2 separate regions of the Homo sapiens genome follow, and region 1 is linked to region 2. The links are chromatin contacts, found by Hi-C or POLR2A ChIA-PET in ENCODE. All regions are on one chromosome and are shown on one strand. Each heading gives the region's core, a stretch centred on a gene start or an enhancer-like site at or near the end of the contact. The rest is flanking DNA. Distances are from core to core; before and after follow the strand shown.

Region 1 (3,896 bases), core at 900-3,399, 1.0 Mb before region 2:
CACGAATTACACCAACTGTAACCAATTTCAGGATCACAGATCAGATTTTCCCAAAACATGAATCTGCTAATTAAGTTACCTGAAAGTCAAACTAACACGCAATTTGGATGTGACATTTATCCACCTGAAAGTAGACCTGTTAAGTATTTCAATTCACAGTAACAGCAGCTATTCCTTATGGACAGCACTATTACACACTTGGAAAACTGCAGCTGAAATACACGGACGCAGGAAGAGACTCATCTATGATTCAAGCATTTCCAGGAAATAACAAAAGGATTCTCCTGGCAAACCAACAGAATGGCCCACCAAGACCTGCTTCAGCCTGGGAATCAACTCGTATTCATTTGCTAAATTAAACTGATAATGAAACAAGTTTAAGATACTCACATACAGAGACACACCACAGCACACACAGCCTGGCACCAGTTACATTAGTCGCTTTTTTCTGAATTCTGACACAAGGAACGAGGTTTGATTTCATGGTTTTGCCTATTTGCTCATTATTAAATCTGCCCACTTATTTTCCGCAAGAAAAAAAAAAAATTGGGCCAGGCGCAGTGGCTCACACCTGTAATTTCAGCACTTTGGGAGGCCAAGGTGGGTGGACCATGAGGTCAGGAGTTTGAGACCAGCCTGACCAACATGGTGAAACCCCGTCTCTACTAAAAATACAAAAATTAGCCGGGCATGGTGGTACATGCCTGTAACCCCAGCTACTCAGGGGGCCGAGGCAGGAGAATCGCTTGAACCTGGAAGGCAGAGGTTGCAGTGAACTGAGATCGTACCACCGCACTCCAGCCTGAGTGAGAGAGTGAGACTCTGTCTCAAGAAAAAAATACTTCTCCCCAGTGCTCACAATCTTGTGAAAATAAAGAATTTTCCTTGGACGTGCTCCTACAGATACACAAAGAAATAATTCAGAAATAAAATCCATTCAACCAAAAGGCCAGGTTCAATGAGCTGGGAAGAAACTGCGTGGGTTTTGCAGCTGCGGCTGGAGCCCAGGAGTCCAAAGCTGCCGTAGACTGGTCTGTGCAGCTCTCAGGAAGGAAGCTTCACAGTGGATCGCTTCACACATCACCAGCCCAATACCAAAAAGGCGTTTCTCAGGAGCCCTGGTGTTGGGGGAGGGCAAGGAAAACAAGTGAGGGACATTCACAAGGGCTCACAGACGAGTCTCGCTGGGGACTATGTGTTATGGGTTAAACTGTGTCTCCACCAACCCCAACATGATATGTCAAAGTCCTAACCCCAGTACCTCAGAATGTGACCTGACTTGGAAACAGGGTTGGTGCAGATGCAATTAGTCCAGATGAGGCTGGACTGGAGTAGGGTGGGCCCCTGCTTCAATATAACTGGTGTCCTTATACGACAGCCACGTGAAAGCACGGAGACACCCAGGGAGAGCGCTGTGCGACAAGAGACTGGAGTGCCGCAGCTGCAAGCCAAGAAACCCCACAGGCTGCCGGCGAGCCCGCAGAAGCTAGGAAAAGGCGAGGGCGGACTCCCCGAGGGTTTCAGAGGCAGCGTGGCCCTGCCGGCTTGACAGAGGACTTCCAGCCACCGGACTGTGAGGAGAGAATACAATTCTGTTGTTCTAAAGCCGCGCAGTTTGTGGCACTTCGTTAGACAGCCCTGGGAAATTAATACACCACACTTGAACTTGAGTTGCTTCCTGTTGCCCTACTCCATCCAGCCCCCTCAGCTGGCAAATGCTCCCACTCCACCACAACAGAGCCGCAGGGAATCCCCGGGTTGCTGTGTGGCTGGGGAGGCCCTTCTCCCCTGTAAGTGGCACACAACAGGCTGGGCTATCCCAGGCCCAGGCCCTTGTCCCAATTTTGTTCCTTCTCTCCAAGTTCCCGGCTGCCTCCTCTGGGCCCTGCCCTCACCAGGGCCCGGTCCCCACTCCTCCCACAGGCAGCCCTGGCCCTCCAGCTGCAGGACGGGGTGTGGAAGTCCCCTTGGGGTGGGCAGTGCCCCGTGCTGCTTCCGCCCACCCCAGTTTCTCACAGAATTTTTAGAACACTTCTTTCAGTTTTGCCTTAAGTAATATCCTTCCTCATGCCCCAACAACCCCACTCACACTGGTGCACTCACGCACCCTCATTCTCTCTTACACACAACTCAGCCACAGGCCCACAGGGTCTCTCTCTCTCACACAAAACTCAGCCACAAACCCACAACGGTCTCGGTCTCTCTCTCACACACACACACGCACACAAAACTCAGCCACAGGCTCACCAGGGTCTCTCTCAACATGCACACATACACACACACACCCCTCAGTCATAGGCTCACAAGAGTCTCTCTTGTCTCTCATACATACACAAACACACACAACCAGCCACAGGCCCACAAAGGTCTCTCTCTTTGTCCCTGTCTGCTCTCTCGCACTCACAAACACACATCTCAGCCACAGGCCCACCAGAGTCTGTCTGTCTCTTTGTCTCTCTCACTCTCTCTCACACACATACACCTCAGCCACAGGCCCACAAGGGTCTCTCTCCTTGTCCCTGGCTCCTCTCTCTCGCACACTCCCACACACACACATACAGCTCAGCCACAGGCCCACGAGGGTGTCTCTCTCTCTCTCTCTCTCACACACACACACACACACACACACACGCCTGTGCAGCTCCACAGGGGCCTGGGCCAGGAGACAGATCTGAATACACATACCACCCTGTGCTGTGAGTGGCCACTCCCATCCAACAACTGAGACTTTCTGTTACTGGGCCAAGGTTTTCTGCCAAACTTACTTCCCTTATAATGAATGAATTCTCCCTCAGAAGGTTCCTCAGTCCTCCCCTGGAAGCTGACCTGCAATGGCCTAACCCACCTATTTACCAGGCATGCCAGGACATATGAGACCCTGATAGGTGGACACCAAAGCTCAGCCTGGAACCCCACCCCCATGTGCATCATTGCAGCAGAACTTCTTCGGACACACTCGATCCACCAGCTAACACTCCATACCCTATGAAGAGAATACGTACGGATTCTAGGTTTGATAAAATCCTGGGCCAGTGGTGGTAAGTCAGGCTGAAAAGCAACCATCTCCCAATTTCCACCCACTGTTTTACCTACAAGACTATTTCTACCTCTCATTATTTAATCCTCCACAAAAAGTATATTTTGTAACATGGTCCCTGAGCTGCCTCACCCTGGGCCAATGGTTTTCAAACTTGAGCGTGCATCAGAGCCACCTGGAGGGCTTGTTAAAACAGATCTCTGGGCTCCTCCCCTAGAGCTTCTGATTCACACCAGGTCTGGGGTGGGGTCTGAGAACCGGCCAGTCTAGCGAGTTCCCAAGCGATGCTGATTTAGGTCCCTGGACCAGGCTTCGAGAAACACTGCCCTAGACCGCTCATTTCTCGCTGAGCTCAGGTGGCCCAGCATAGCACTCAGCATAGCACACACTGCTGTCGGCCTTCCCACTGCCCATTCCCTTCCTCCCACTTAGGCAAAGCCGGGTTGTGCTCCCTATGACTAAACCCTGCAGGACAGAGCTGATCACGTGGTTCCACCACTCCACAGGCGTGGGTGGGTGAGTGGTTCAAGGTGAGTGCAGACCCACCTGTAAGATGTGAAGGGGAAGTCTGCTGGGGAGTACTTCTGAGAAAGTAGCCAGGGGTTCTTTTAACCTGCCTTTGGATGTTCAGGTGGGAGGCTGGGAGGCTGTGAAGCACACAGACCTCCTGCAAACGTGAGGGGAGCTGCACGGCACACAGAGTCCAACAGAACAGACAGGTCCGAAGAACCAGGCTCCCAGGTGCTGACACTAACCTGCTGAGTAAACCAACCCAGAACCACCCTGCCTCCAGGCTTCTTGTTAAGTGACATCATGCATTCTTTATTGTTTGAGCTGGTTGAGTCAGGGTTTTGTTACT
Region 2 (4,211 bases), core at 733-3,232:
TGTCTTTTTTAGCATTTGTTTTTTTGCTGCTTAACATTCACTTCTCCTTTGTCTTCTGTAATAAACCTTAATGGTTTTTCTCCTCTCTCTGGCTAAATGTTTGTTTTCTTTGTTACTGCTTTCTTCTTTTATATACCACTTATATATAAATTGGGTTGAAGCTTTGCTCTTAGCTCTTTTTCATTACACATCATTTTGAGGAGATGGTCTCGTGTTCATTATGTAGATTATCACAAATTTGATGACTCAGAAATACCACATTTTTCTTAGTGACCTGTTTTACCACTTTCTCAGTCGCCAGGTCCTTAGCACCCCAAAATTGTTATTTCCCAGTGGAAAGTTTGTCTTGTACAATGCTTGCTATATGGTTGGAACTAAGTAAATGCTTTTTGAATCATGAACTAACTCCTTATCTGTCTTTTTTTTTCTTAAGATAATGGTTTTAACTGTCCACCTATTCTCATGTCACAAGCCCTGTAATATCTCTGACCACTTCTTGTCTACACTTGTTAATATTAGTTGTCATATTTTGGTCCTAAGTTTGACTAATGAGGAAGATGACATTTTTGTCTGCAGATGGTGGAAATAAAAATCACAGAGATTGTGATTTCCTTATGGTTTTGTGGGTAATGGTGGAGTTTAAACTTACAACGAAGTTTCTGGTGACATGTTTCCTAGTTTTCACAGAAAACATTCTTTTTTTTTTTGAGACAGAAAGTCTCACTGTGTCGCCCAGGCTGGAGTGCAGTGGTGTGATGTGTCGGCTCACTGCAACCTCTGCCTCCTGGATTCAAGTGATTCTCATGCGTCAGCCTCCAAGTAGCTGGGATTACAGGCGCCCACCACCACGCCCAGCTAATTTTTGTATTTTTAGTATAGATGGAGTTTCACCATGTTGACCAGGCTGGTCTTGAACTCCTGGCCTCAAGTGACCCACCTGTCTCAGCCTCCCAAAGTGCTGGGATTACAGGCATAAGCCACCACACCCAGCCAAAAACATTCTTTATAATGATACAAGTAATATACCAGACAAGAAATTACTCAGTGTACTATGTGAGATTAAAAAAAAAAAAAAAAAAAGACTGGAAGTGGAAGTGGGAGTACTTCAAATTCTTGTCTGATGAGGTAAAGATTTTAACTTGGTGGAAGGAATAGAAATCAAGGATGTGAGAAATTTTTCATTAATTAGAATTTCGAGATTCTTCTTTTAAGAATGCAGTGATGCTAGTGAAGTGGTTGAGTGAACCATCTTTCAGCTAACAATTATAAGATCTGGACAAAATATTGAAAGAAAAACTTTAACTGTTTTAAAAGCCATGGAAAGTAACCAAAAAAGCAAAGCCAGATGAGAGCCTCCAACTGCAATGTGTAATTGTATGTTTGTGGCTTTCTTGCCTTATGGTGCATTTTCGCCTCCTGTCTTTCAGTGGCATAGGAAAGAAGTTACGGGTAGCCTGGCAGTTGGAAATTTACTCAGGGGAATCATGGAAGCAATAAGTAAGATCCAAAATCTGAGTGTAAACTCTGTCCAAATCATGGCTAATCACGAAACTATACATGCATAGGGGAGACCCCAGGGGACCCAGTGTAAAAACAGGCAGAAACAAGAGCGGAATCTGCTCCTGAAAGAATTGAACCCTGTGAGATTTGTGATTGCTTCTTTTTTTGACAGTACATTTCTCAACTTGCATGCAATTTGCGTGGCCAACAGCTGGCTTGAGGTATCAGAGCACAGAACATATTGTTGACAGAAGAGTTAAAATTTAGGGAACAAACACTGAAAGCAAGATAACATCAGAGGATGTAGGCCACACATCTCAGTATAATCTCTGCCCATTTCCTTCACTGACCACCAGACTACCCAGGTGCAGAGGGGATGCCCTGGGCATCAGGTTAGAAGAAGGAAGCAGCTGGAAGGTGAAAGAACTAAGCAAAATCATTGTTGCTTACTATAAGGGAGACACACAGTAAGTCCTCACTTAACATTATTGATAGGTTCTTGGAATCTGACTTTAACTGAAACAACGTATAACAGAACATTTTTTTCTCATCAGTTGTATAACAAAGCAGTGTTAAAGGAAACGACAGTATTCAAGGACCTTGCTGTTTGTGTTTTGCTTCAAGTTGCTGTTTCCAAGACCTATCGATGGTATTAAGTGAGGACTTACTGAAGTTTGCAGTTTGAGTCCATACGAGCCCATTAGAATCATACAACATGAAAACCAAATGGTCCTTTGAAAGATTGCGACAAAATCTGGTTGCTATAACTTGCTATTTACAATGTGTATTTTCAACTAAAAATTATTAGATATGCAAATAAAGTGGAAATATGACTCATTTTCAGGTAAAGAAAATCATTCAATAGAAATTAACCCCAAGTATAGCCAGATATTGGATTTAGCAAGCAAGGACTTTAAAATAGCCCTAAATATAATCAGAAGAATTTAAGGAGTCCTATGTTCAAAGGATTAAAGAAAAATACAGTCACCCCTCTGTTTCCATGTTTCTGCATTTGCAGATTCAACCAACCGTGGATCAAAAATAGTTGGGAAAAAACATAATAAAATTTACAGTACAGCAATAAAAAATAATGCCAATAAAAAACAATAAAGTCTTGTTCAGTGAATAGATAGGAGATCAAAACAGAGAAACAGATACTGTAAAGAAGAAGCAAAAGAGAATTTTAGGGTTGAGATCAGTAACTGGAATGAAATTTTTATATTATATTTTATTTTATTTTATTTTGTGGTGGAGTCTTGCTCCGTCGCCCAGGCTGGAGTGCAGTGGTGCGATCTCGGCTCACCACAACCTCCGCCTCCTGAGTAGCTGGGATTACAGACATGCACCAACATGTCTGGCTAATTTTTGTATTTTTAGTAGAGACAGGGTCTCACCATGTTGGCCAGGCTGGTCTTGAACTCCCTCCCGACCTCAGGTGATCTGCCTACCTTGGCCTCCCAAAGTACTTTGATTACAGGCGTGAGCCACTGTGCTCGGCCAAGCAAAACAGTTGTTTGGAGATGGCAAAAGAATCAGTTAAAGATAGATTAATAAAAGTCATCTATTTGAAAGAGAAAGAATGGAGAAAAATAAGCAGAGTTTGAGAGACCTTTGGGGTAATACAATGTTTGAACATGCATCTAAATGGAGTCTCAGATGGGGAATAAATAATGGCTGAAAACCCCCACAACTTTGGTGGAAAGTATCAATTTACATATCCAGGAAGCTCAGCAAACTTCAAGCAGGATAAACACACACAAAAAAACAGATGTTAGCACATAAGTGGTCAAATTGCTCAATACCAGAGAATTTCTTGAAAGTAGCCAGAAATATCTTACCAGAAACAATGGCGACCTCTAGCCATGGATATGGTATATTCAGCTGAAAGGCAAAAAGCTATCAAATAAGAATTCTGTGTTCAGCTAGAAGTGAAGGTAAAATAAATACATGTTCAGATAAACCAAAACTGGGAAATTTTCACCAGCCAGCCACCATTGCAAGCATTTCTAAAGGAATCAATTTCAAGGGAAATGGCACCAGATGGCAAGTACCATCTACAGGAGGAAATCAACATCAAAACTAGTAAATACATAATTTACTCTAATTTTTATAAACTATATTTTTCCTTATTTTAAAAACAAGTACCTGTGACTTGAAGCAAAAATTATGATGCTGTATTGTTGGGTTTATAATGGAGTTTGGGAATTTACATATTGTACAATTTTTAATATGTAATGACATACAAATTAACGTGTTAATAGTCTTCTAACTTATGAACATGGTATATCTCATTAAGGTTATTGTTTAATTTTAGTAATGTATAATAGGTTTCTAAAAAACTTAAAAATGTGGTAAAATATGTACAAAATAAAATTTGCCATTTTAGCTGTACAATTTGGTGGCACAGTTGCATTCACAGTGTTGTTCGTTCATTACTACTTTTTCCAGAACTTTTCTATCATTCCAAACAGAAACTCTGTACCTACTAAGCAGTAATTTCCCATTTCCCTTCCCCGAGTCTCTGGCAGTGTCTAATCTACTTTCTGTCTTTATGAATTTGGCTATTCTGTATTTCATATATAGTAGTCCCCCTTATCCACAGTTTTGCTTTCCACAATTTTGGTTATCTGTGGTCATCCATGGTCTGAAAATAGGTGATTATAGCACAATAAGATGTTTTGAGAGACCACATTCATATAACTTTATTACAG

What was found. Hi-C counts contacts between places; a loop is a spot of excess contacts on that map. ChIA-PET counts read pairs that join two places held with the same protein, here RNA polymerase II (POLR2A). Pooled maps may share reads with other maps.
Region 1: a pooled map shows a loop between it and region 2 (2.4-fold over the local background). The contact joins two enhancer-like sites. A Hi-C loop is called at or near these places in 1 of 37 single-sample maps with no recorded cell type and 1 of 50 pooled maps. POLR2A ChIA-PET finds 5 or more read pairs at or near these places in 2 of 52 experiments (A673 and activated B cell).

Annotation. Positions count from the first base shown.
Region 1 is chr4:153,486,429-153,490,324 of GRCh38, reverse strand. All of the region lies in intron 3 of TMEM131L (transmembrane 131 like), which reads right to left. Among named protein-coding and RNA genes, the nearest start is that of TMEM131L, 22 kb to the right of the region's middle. RefSeq lists enhancers at 1,523-1,732, 1,883-2,052, 2,233-2,302, 2,403-2,522, 2,673-2,722 and 2 more. Within about 2 kb of position 2,149, at least 28 of the 41 ENCODE cell types and tissues checked have a DNase peak (open chromatin) inside an H3K27ac peak, as active enhancers do.
Region 2 is chr4:152,459,787-152,463,997 of GRCh38, reverse strand. The region is part of intron 2 of FBXW7 (F-box and WD repeat domain containing 7); the gene reads left to right. Among named protein-coding and RNA genes, the nearest start is that of MIR3140, 28 kb to the left of the region's middle. RefSeq lists an enhancer at 1,656-1,705. Within about 2 kb of position 1,982, at least 4 of the 41 ENCODE cell types and tissues checked have a DNase peak (open chromatin) inside an H3K27ac peak, as active enhancers do.